Regions from separate parts of the Homo sapiens genome. Here region 2 is linked to region 1. A link is an interaction called in ENCODE POLR2A ChIA-PET data of the cell type or tissue named here. Cell type or tissue: MCF 10A. All regions are shown on one strand. Links, peaks and the distances in the headings refer to the core of each region. The heading gives the core; the rest is flanking DNA. Region 1 holds the start of HOXA10 (homeobox A10). Region 2 overlaps SKAP2 (src kinase associated phosphoprotein 2).

Region 1 (5,378 bases), core at 271-5,270:
CGTCTTTCCATCAAGGCTGGCAGCCGCTTCCCACCCCCAGTCCCGCCAGCCCACCAAAGTCCACTGACAGGAGTTGTAGAGAAGGCAAGCCGGGTGAGCACAACACCAGAGGAGAAGATCCTAACTGGATCAACGGACTAGGGGAGAAAAGTGTTGGGGGTTAGGGGCTAGGGAACAACCACTGCATTTTGGGGAAAAATCTGTGGATACTGGAAGTAGAGGCAAGTCAGCTTCTAGTTCACTCTGGGCTCCTGACACTCTGAGGATCCTGACGGCCATAGGGCCAGGTTCGCCACTTTTGAGGAGGCAGAATTCAGACAAGGGGCCAGTTCCAGATCCAGAGCTGAATGGGAAGCGCGTGAGTCCCCGACACGGCCGCTTCAGTGGTTAGAGTACACCGGGGACTAGTGGCAGCTTCTGCGACAGGGATGGTGAGCACCCAAGGCAGACTGGGCGCGCACCATAAACACCCCACTTGTTAACTGCGCGGGGCCCAAGGGCCCTTCTAAGGGACCCCGGTATGGGGCTCACGTCCGGGTAGGGGCGGGGCGAGCCCAATGGCCAGGCCCCCCACCAGCCACGTTGGGGCAGCCCCCACAGCTCCCGGCCTTCGGGCCAAGGTGTCGGGGTGCGTCTCCTGGCCCATCAATACAGATTACATATTTATATCAATCGCGGGCTCTGAGGGCGCCCTCGGAGAGCGGCCCCGCGCCTACGAAACCAAACTGGGAGTGGTCGCGCGGAAACTCTGGCTCGGGATTGGCTGCGGGCGCCCGCCGCGGTGCGGGGGGATTGCTAATCGTATTCAGCATGTTTTGCACAAGAAATGTCAGCCAGAAAGGGCTATCTGCTCCCTTCGCCAAATTATCCCACAACAATGTCATGCTCGGAGAGCCCCGCCGCGAACTCTTTTTTGGTCGACTCGCTCATCAGCTCGGGCAGAGGCGAGGCAGGCGGCGGTGGTGGTGGCGCGGGGGGCGGCGGCGGTGGCGGTTACTACGCCCACGGCGGGGTCTACCTGCCGCCCGCCGCCGACCTGCCCTACGGGCTGCAGAGCTGCGGGCTCTTCCCCACGCTGGGCGGCAAGCGCAATGAGGCAGCGTCGCCGGGCAGCGGTGGCGGTGGCGGGGGTCTAGGTCCCGGGGCGCACGGCTACGGGCCCTCGCCCATAGACCTGTGGCTAGACGCGCCCCGGTCTTGCCGGATGGAGCCGCCTGACGGGCCGCCGCCGCCGCCCCAGCAGCAGCCGCCGCCCCCGCCGCAACCACCCCAGCCAGCGCCGCAGGCCACCTCGTGCTCTTTCGCGCAGAACATCAAAGAAGAGAGCTCCTACTGCCTCTACGACTCGGCGGACAAATGCCCCAAAGTCTCGGCCACCGCCGCCGAACTGGCTCCCTTCCCGCGGGGCCCGCCGCCCGACGGCTGCGCCCTGGGCACCTCCAGCGGGGTGCCAGTGCCTGGCTACTTCCGCCTTTCTCAGGCCTACGGCACCGCCAAGGGCTATGGCAGCGGCGGCGGCGGCGCGCAGCAACTCGGGGCTGGCCCGTTCCCCGCGCAGCCCCCGGGGCGCGGTTTCGATCTCCCGCCCGCGCTAGCCTCCGGCTCGGCCGATGCGGCCCGGAAGGAGCGAGCCCTCGATTCGCCGCCGCCCCCCACGCTGGCTTGCGGCAGCGGCGGGGGCTCGCAGGGCGACGAGGAGGCGCACGCGTCGTCCTCGGCCGCGGAGGAGCTCTCCCCGGCCCCTTCCGAGAGCAGCAAAGCCTCGCCGGAGAAGGATTCCCTGGGTAAGCAGGGCTGCAGAGGGCTGCAGTCAGGCGGGCAGACAGGCAGACACAAGGAGGAGAAGGATCAGAAAACTAGGAGCCCGCGCAGCAGCCGGCCGGCCTTGGCCCAAGCTGCAGGCAGGCTGACCTTGTGAACTTGCTTTTTAATATTTGGGCGTGGGGACGCAGTAAAATTCATGTCCGGCTTAGCGCCCCACAGCAAGACGTCCTCGGCGCTGGCCTCAGCTCCCCCTGACTAGGGACGAGGACACCAGCGAGCAGGCCCCCTCCTGTGCGCTCTTTCCTGTGGCCGGGAGGACCCAGAGCCCTGGTCCCTGCCCAGCCTGCGCGGCGCGGCCCACGCGGGGGGAGGGGGAGGGAGGGAAAGTAGCTCGCCCGCAGATAGCGCGGATGTTTGTAAGGCATCCAAAATAAGCAGCCGCCAGCGCCAATAAATAAGCCCATTAACCGGCGAAGTTCGAGTTTACGATCCCCCATGCTTTTTTCAAAGTTGCTGAGGGGCGGGAATCTTCGTTGCGGGAAGAAGAAAAGGCAAATCCGGCCTGGAAGCGGGGGGCCCTGAGCTGAGAGCCAGAGAAGGGCCATTTCCCTTCCCCTGGACCTCGGAATCGCCCAGCTATCTATCCCTGGCTCCTGGAGAAACTTGAGGGAGGGCCCTTGACCCCCGAATCGGTTTTTCCTGCCTTCCCCATTGGACCAATGATGCCCTTCTTTCTCCCCTTATCGAGTCTTGGGCAATCAGGGCCCTGGGGTGAGACAGCCAAGCTGCCTGGCCCATCTTCCAAGTAAGCACCCCGCGCTCCTAGCCTGGGGGCTACAGGAAATGCTTGTCTGCCATATGGCAAGAGGCAAAGAAAAGCGTTAAGTTCAAGATGTACAGCCTGCCCTCCCAGGCCTTTCCTTCTGCAAGCATCTACGGCTTAGCGCTAAAACAGGTGTTTGGAAAAGTGGGGGAAATGTAAATTGGAAGGGTCATGTAGATTGAAGGCCCACTCAATTTTTGTCATGACTTTTGGAGGAACTGCTTGCTCTCAGCAAGCCAAAAACGGGGGCACGACTCTCTTCTCTGTGACTTGGGACATCTCTCTTATGGGAGAAACGGAGGCAATTCACCCCCGCGGGCAGCCCGTGTGGCCTCGACTTAATCATCCCCTCTTTATTCTCTTACATGCCAGGCAATTCCAAAGGTGAAAACGCAGCCAACTGGCTCACGGCAAAGAGTGGTCGGAAGAAGCGCTGCCCCTACACGAAGCACCAGACACTGGAGCTGGAGAAGGAGTTTCTGTTCAATATGTACCTTACTCGAGAGCGGCGCCTAGAGATTAGCCGCAGCGTCCACCTCACGGACAGACAAGTGAAAATCTGGTTTCAGAACCGCAGGATGAAACTGAAGAAAATGAATCGAGAAAACCGGATCCGGGAGCTCACAGCCAACTTTAATTTTTCCTGATGAATCTCCAGGCGACGCGGTTTTTTCACTTCCCGAGCGCTGGTCCCCTCCCTCTGTCTTCAGGCTCTGCCCAGGAACTCGCACCTGTGCTGGAGCCCTGTTCCTCCCTCCCACACTCGCCATCTCCTGGGCCGTTACATCTGTGCAGGGCTGGTTTGTTCTGACTTTTTGTTTCTTTGTGTTTGCTTGGTGCTGGTTTATTTGTTGTTTTCTGGGGGAAAAAGCCATATCATGCTAAAATTCTATAGAGATAGATATTGTCCTAAGTGTCAAGTCCTGACTGGGCTGGGTTTGCTGTCTTGGGGTCCCACTGCTCGAAATGGCCCCTGTCTTCGGCCGAGCTGGTTTCCTGCCCAGCCTGGGGCAAACCTAGCCGGAAGGCCGAGGTCCCATTGTTGGCGCTGAGGTGTCTGGCCTGAGGTCAATGGTGCAAAGGAGCCGCCACCGGGCATGTCTGCCTGGAGTGCTGTGCTGTGTTTAATCAGGGGATACAGGCCCCTGGGTTTCTTTTTTCTTTCTTCCTTTCTTCCTTGGCCAAGAGAAGGGCTTACAGGCATGGACATGCAGGTTGGCAAACGGGCTTGACTTTGGCTGATTTAAAAAGTGAGAAAGAAAGTAAAAAAGGTTAATTTTTCCTTCCTCTGTAAGATATCCCAGCTTTAAAAAGAAAAAAAAAGAATTACCAAGAGAAGGGGACTTCTCTTCCAGTTTCTGTAAGGTCTTACATTGCCTGACTAAAATGTTTCATTTACCTCTAAATTTCCATATCCTTCTGGCTGTAGATAAATAATGTAGTTTTGTTTATGCATTTGGAATTAGTGGATTTTTTTGTCATTAAAATTGTTACCACTGGTAACATGTGACAAGCACACCACAATTCTCCCTATCTTGTGAAGTTGTTTTTTTAAATCGCCTTGAACAAAAAGTTTTTTTTTTGTTTGTTTTTGCTTTCTGAAATTCACAGAAGCCTAGGAGGACTGGGGTAAGCGGAATAAACTAGAGAAGGGAGACATTGTTTGGATTTCCTTTATACTGTGAAGTTACATGCATAAAAGGGTCAAACCTGTAGATGCAGAAAAAGAAAAAAACTATAAATACAAATCTGTATAAATGTCTATTATTATGAAGAATTGCCAATCTTGTTTTAAGCAAATGCATTCTATCGTTATTATAAATGTTAGTTCTAGCTCTATTTACTTCTAATCTTAAATCAGAATAAATTAATATTGTATTGCTGCTGTGCGTGGAAAAAGACGATGTTTATGTTCTTATAGAATAAAAGCTGTGGAATGAAGCTTTTTAATTTTACCTCTTTTTTGACTTCTTATCTTCACCTTCCACTTTATCCCGTTCACCACTTTTACAACAGGAGGACTAACCCGAGCCCCTGCAATTACTTTAGGCATCTATTTAAATATTACCTAGACGGTCGTAATTTGTCTGGGCCCTATAGCCCTGGTGCCGTAAGGTTTGTCGGCTTTTGTTCAGTTTTATGGCTTGCTAGTATATCTGGATTGTGGCTGTCTTGGACCAGTGATTTCAGTTGAGAGGGGAGCTACATAGACAGAGGAAGCCAAACAGGATTTCTTTCGGGAGCCCCAGGGAGGCTTGCAGAGGCCGGTTATTTTGCGGGTGTCTGGGTCACAGATGACCCTCAATCTGAATCGGGGAGCAGGCCTGGCCCACAGCGCATCTCTAGCCGCTGGAGGCAGCGGTTAGGTGGACCCGGGCTGGACTGCATGGGGGCCTCCCCCTCCCCCAGTACGGCCTCCCCCACCTGGCGGCACTCCTTAGGGCCACGCGTTTCCTGCTTGCCAGAGTGGGGGGGGCGGGGGCTAAGGGGAGGGGGCGCAGGAGCGCGCGCCCCGGCGGGCGGGCAGCTAGGAGGGAGAGGGGGAGAGCGAGAGGCGGGAGGCCGGGGCCAGACAGGGAGCCGGGATCTGTACCGTCCCTGGCGCTTTCGAGCCTTCCACGGCTACCGCCTCTTGGCGCCGGCTCGCTGGGCTGCAAGATTTGGGAAAGCGGCGCGCACACTGCTTCTCGGAGCTGCTCTCGTCTCGCCTGCTCCCCGCCTTTATTCCTCTCTCCCTGCCTTTCCTCCCTCTCTTTTCCTCCCTCTCCCTCCCAGGAATACCTTACTGGGG
Region 2 (5,378 bases), core at 307-5,306, 320 kb after region 1:
TGTGGACAGTCAACAAACTAAAATTATTTCGGGAACTGCTTCCAGTTTAAAGTTTTTTTTTTTTTTTTTTTTTTTTTAAGCAAAGCAGTTTCTACTCTCTCCACATCACCTTTGAGAAATAATCACGAAAAAGTCACTGTTTATTAAATAATTTTAGTTGCTTTAAACCTTTTCTGGGAAAAGCTTAGGAATAAGTATATTAAAAAAGGCTACTCTAAAAAAAAAAAAAAAAAGACCATACCCAATCTCTGAATTTCTGGCATCCTTGAAAAATACCGATTCTTCCTACAGTCCCACACTCTTTCAAAAAAAACTTTGTCATAAAATAGTAACATGGATCAGTATTTTAAAAACATGTTTGGGGGCGTTAGAGGGCACTATGTAGAGTGTTTATTGCAGCCTTTTTTTTTTTTTTCTGAATTTTTATAAAACTGAAATGACCTTTTAAAGAAAAAAACTCTTGGGGGCAATTCATTGTTATTACTTCCAGTGATAGAAAATAGATTGTTTGTTTAAACTTGGATTGTATAATGAAAATATAAAATAGGCAATTAAATACTCATGGAAGAGGAAATCAAAGGCAAACATTGAGTGAAAATAACATTAAGCAGACTATTCCCCAGTCATTGGGCCAGTGATTCTTCCTATTGAGTCTGGTTGGAAGACGAATCAGCAGTAGGGATGTTGCTTCTTCCCTTATTCCACTTTCTTGCAAAAGTTACTGTAATGATCTCAGGGGAGCCAGTGATCTTTTCCATTTCAGCTAATATCGAAATATCCAAAGGTTGCTTGCTGTTCTGGGCACAAAATTTAAAGCTTTTAGAGCAACATGCTTCTTCATAAGTTTTGTTATTTTGAATTCACTTTAGAAGTCTGTGTCTAATTTGCACTGGTACTAGATTATGTCTCTATGTCCCCCACATCAAAATATAACTCAAAGAAAGAGAAGCTGTGACATTTGCTTTCATTTCATTTTCATACTTTTTTTTAACACATTAGTTGTTAATATAACTCAAGGAAAGGGAAGCTGTGACATTTGCTTTCATTTCATTTTGATACTTATTTTTTAATACATCAGTTGTTAATATAACTCAAGGAAAGAGAAGCTGTGACATTTGCTTTCATTTCATTTTGATACTTAAATTTTTAACACATTAGTCGTTAATAGACTTCAAACCATAAGCTATTTTTTTTAAATTATTACAGTATTCTTAATTATTTTACTTGTCATATTGACTTAGTGAAAAATTACCTGTACACATTTATTATGAATGTATAAAAGTTTAATTGGCTTTCCTCATTGGATCAAGATACTTTTGTAATCAAGAATTACAAACATTCTATCACATATACTAGGTTTTAAATGGTTAATTGTAAGTACAGTTGAAAGATTATTAGATTATTATACTACTTTGAACTATTTATACGTAATATTGTTTTGATGCTATACAAAGTAGTTAAGGAAAAAGAAAGTAAAACACAAATCCCTTCCATATGAAATAATCAATGATTTATAGCCATGCCTACTTAAACATCTTTAATGATATCCTCCATATTAGATATTTCAAAATGAGGTGTGAAATTCTGAAAATAAAATTAAAATTGCACAGTATTTCATGAATAATAAGAATGGAACTAGTATAAAAATTAAACCTGTAAGGACTTGTTGGAATTTTACACTAGAGAGACCCAGACAGCACCGTAATTTAGAAGTTTACTAAAATTAAAAAAAGAGGCTATGAGGGAATGTTACATGAAGCCACAGAAATCTTGTTTCTTGGTGACTATATTTTTATATAGTGGAAGAACTTATGTTTGTACTTCTTCCTTAAGAAATATTTCAGGTGGTAATACCAAGGCAAGAAGCAAGAGCTCACAAAACTACACAGCTGGTTATCTTTTTTATTTGAGGGTAGTCAGAATGAGTGTGTAGGTAGGAAGAAGGAGGGCTTGATTTGGGAATCTTGGCTAGAAAAGTGGATTTACTTTTTCCTTTAAAGCATTACATGTTGGATATACCTGAAAATTGATTATACTAGGGAAAACAGACCCTTGCCAGAGACATTAGCTTGTATTGACATAATAATATGAATGACATTTTCACACAGGAACTTACAAAATACTAGAAAATGATATTAACACATGCTTAAAAGCTTGGTGCTTGCTTCCATATAAAGAATTTGTTTTATGGGGCACCATAGTTTATTAAAACTTGGTGTGTGCTTCTTCCTTGTTTAATGATGCCAAACATCCAAATAGTATTTGCTGTGGTAAGCATAAGTAGAACTTACAAATTTTATTAGCTAAGTGGTGATCAGATTTGTTCAACTTAGTATTTGAAACACACTTCAACTGTTATGCTTTGGAATGATAAATAACTATAACAAATTGTACAGGTATTAACACTTATATGTAGAAACAATCATTGTCCTATTTATCTTCACAAAACCTTTATTTCTTATAATTTGTATCCTGTTTCTTATATTGCATGGTTTAGATGTTGAAACATTTGTAGCAGATATACTGAAAGGAGAAAATTTATCCAAGAAAGCAAAGGAAAAGAGAGAATCCCTTATTAAGAAGATAAAAGATGTAAAGTCTATGTAAGTCACTTACCTTTTGTTTACTGATTTCTTACATAGAAGCAGTTTTGTAACTAACATTTTAATAAGAAATCGATTATTATGGAGTTAAATTTTTCATGTTCCAGTTTAACTGATGTTAAGTATTTTTGAAGGGCAAAAAATATATTTCCACTATATAGTTTTTAAACACAGATATGCTTATCATAGTACCCTTCTTGATTATGTATTTTTCTGAGCATTCTAGCAGAGTTCAGCTGTTTATTTTGATTATCTGAGGGTATATTTGGTTTAAATGATAAGACAAAGGTGGATTGAGGACTTTAATATACAGAAAATACCTGACACTGAAGAAAGAGAATTCTTTTGTTACTACTTTAAATGAATAAATGTAATATATTTACATGTCATAAGTATTAAAGATATATCCTCATTTTACTACTGTACTTAGATCCTTAAAAATTATTTTATTTAAAATTTTTAAGCATTTTGGAATTGTCATTTCAGGACAGGAATTAGTTTTTTTCTAATGTATATCTAGGTGTGTATTTTTAATATAGATTTTGGATTTTAATTATTGTTACTGATTAGACCTTGTTTTGATTTTTCAACCTCATTTAAAAATATGTTCTTTGTTTTGTAGCTATCTTCAGGAATTTCAAGACAAAGGTAAGTTTTCATGTTTGGCAAACTTGAAAATTTTTTTCCTCTGTGGAAATTTTCAATAGGATAATCTAACACATACTGAAATTTGATAGTTGGAATTAAAATTTAGATTTCCGTAATGTGTACTTAGACCTTCAAGATGAGAGTGCTAGCTCCCCCTGCTGAGAAGAAAATTAAAAAGTATATCCAGAATTTACTCTGCACAGTCTTCTGATGCGGAAATCTTAGGCATTTAACATTCTTAGGTTTTGTGTTTCTTAGAGTACATTGTGGCAGAAATTTGTTAGGAAAGGTAAAAACGTGCAATTACACGTGGAATAACTTGGTGAAGCAGAGGTGAGATACTAACCCACTGCCATTTAACACTGCAGAGATTATTTTATAGTGGTGGTGGGAGAAGGTCCTGTGGCTGAGTGCTCACAGGTAATGTTTTTGAAGGATATTTTGAAAACAGTGTAAATTTTTGTTTGAGAACAAACAATAAAATCTTTTTCAAGTGAAAGTTTTTATTTTCCTTGTGGTTATTTTGATATGAATACATAGGGGCCATAGACATTTTTTAAAGAAGGGAATTCAGTTTCATTTTTTTTTGAAATATGTGAGAATGCTGATAACCTGATTGTCTCCCTCTAGATTTGAGAGACAGCTGCTTAGCAGACTGAAAACCAGATCAGGAAAGGTATAGGAACTTCCTACTACTTTATATATTCAATTCTTTAGGGGAAACTGGGTGTGGCCCTTACTTCCATGATACTTATTCATAGGTTATGATGTACAGCTTGTGGATGCTGGTGTGAGGGTTACAATATGAGGTTAGTTAACCTCCATGGAGCTAGGTTCTGGGTTTGAGGAAGACACACAGTATGGCATCTTCTAACTGAAGCTAGCAGATCCCAGAGTAAATCATATTTGTGCCAACTGGTAAGTGAGAAGGTGGTAACAGTTTCAATAAACAAAGAACTTAACCAGACAAACCTAAAATCAATTAAAAGGAAGTCACAGTTTATTTTCCCATTAGATCATCAAGATTGGTATGATTGAAGGGAATGAGAAGAGATTTTTTTTTCATATTAAGATTTTTAACACTTAAATAAAGAAATGAGCAGGAAACTATTCCCTGTAAGTACCCAGTTTTTTTTGTGCTCTACAAGAAATCCTAAACTATGGGTTTAATTATGCTACATTTTGTTTAGACGAATGTATAAATGAATTTATGCATTTTAATTACGATAACTTTTATTATGTAGTATACTTTATGGAAGAATATTAGATATCAGATTCTGCCTCTCTTAAAAGGCATATTATTTCCAGTGATTATCGAACTTGCATTGTGCTTTGTGGCTTAATTATTTGTACATTTAAAATTTTTAAGCTAAAAAAGCATGATATGAAGTAATTGTGTAATTGCATATGGATCAGTAATAGTTGGGAAGCTTTCCCTTTGGTATTTTGTTTTAGAATTCGTTCAGGTGTGTGGATATTAAAATTACATTACTGAGATACATTCTTTGTCTCTAAAGAGAATGGAAATTTATATGGTATTTGATAGAAATTGAAAAATGAGCATAAAATGGAGTTCAAATAGCATAGAATTTAGAGATTGCTCATAATCATTTTCCTCTGAATAAGTCATTTGTAGTTCAATACTGCTGTATTGAGTTAACTAATCACAAAGAGTGCCTGTTCAGAAGTAAGCCTGTAGATGAATTAGATGTATACCTTGGAGAAATATGAGCTGAGTACTTTTATGCCATTGTGTACTCAAAGTATATTCAGCTTTGTTCTAAAAAGACTATTCCTGTACTTTGTTAGGCATAGTAAAGGGTACAGACCTAATAGTTGCAAAGTAATTATTCAATATATAGTACATCTTTTTTAAAAATAGGAATTTATTTTCAGGTCTCTACATTGAGTAAATTCAATTCTAAGTACGTTTTGGTGGTGCTGCCTTTTCTCCACCTTACATTTTCCCTTTGAGGTTTTGGATTATCTTTATCCAAGAAGGTCTGGGCAGAAGTCCTTTTGGCTGCTTTCCCGTCCTTTCTCTTCCCTCTTGTCTCTCTCTCTAGTCAATGTAGGGTCACATTGTGAACATAACCTTTTTCCTCCTTTCTACCTTTACACCCTTAT

Evidence for each region. Peaks named below come from ENCODE experiments on the same cell type or tissue, not always from the same donor. Only the 100,000 strongest peaks of a DNase experiment are listed, where the experiment ranks them.
Region 2: POLR2A ChIA-PET joins it to region 1 with 15 read pairs; 6 of 35 experiments call an interaction of 5 or more read pairs at or near these places.

The regions. Positions count from the first base shown.
Region 1 is chr7:27,169,755-27,175,132 of GRCh38, reverse strand. All of the region lies in intron 1 of HOXA10-HOXA9 (HOXA10-HOXA9 readthrough), which reads left to right. HOXA10 (homeobox A10) reads left to right here and starts at 813. Exons shown (of 2, transcript NM_018951.4): 1 at 813-1,784; 2 at 2,960-4,528. The coding sequence starts at 827. The coding sequence ends at 3,234. HOXA10-AS (HOXA10 antisense RNA) reads right to left here. Exons shown (of 3, transcript NR_046609.1): 2 at 5,369-5,378; 3 at 3,218-3,825. RefSeq lists enhancers at 113-758, 759-1,405, 3,114-3,613, 5,368-5,378. In MCF 10A, for the core only: no CTCF peak of the experiment used is centred there; DNase peaks (open chromatin) are centred at 2,062, 2,562 and 3,172.
Region 2 is chr7:26,852,010-26,857,387 of GRCh38, reverse strand. It overlaps SKAP2 (src kinase associated phosphoprotein 2), which reads left to right. Exons shown (of 13, transcript NM_003930.5): 2 at 2,498-2,603; 3 at 3,226-3,251. The region is part of intron 2 of LOC124901606 (a long non-coding RNA gene); the gene reads right to left. Among named protein-coding and RNA genes, the nearest start is that of SKAP2, 9.9 kb to the left of the region's middle. In MCF 10A, for the core only: a CTCF peak has its summit at 3,428 (motif pointing left); DNase peaks (open chromatin) are centred at 667 and 3,407.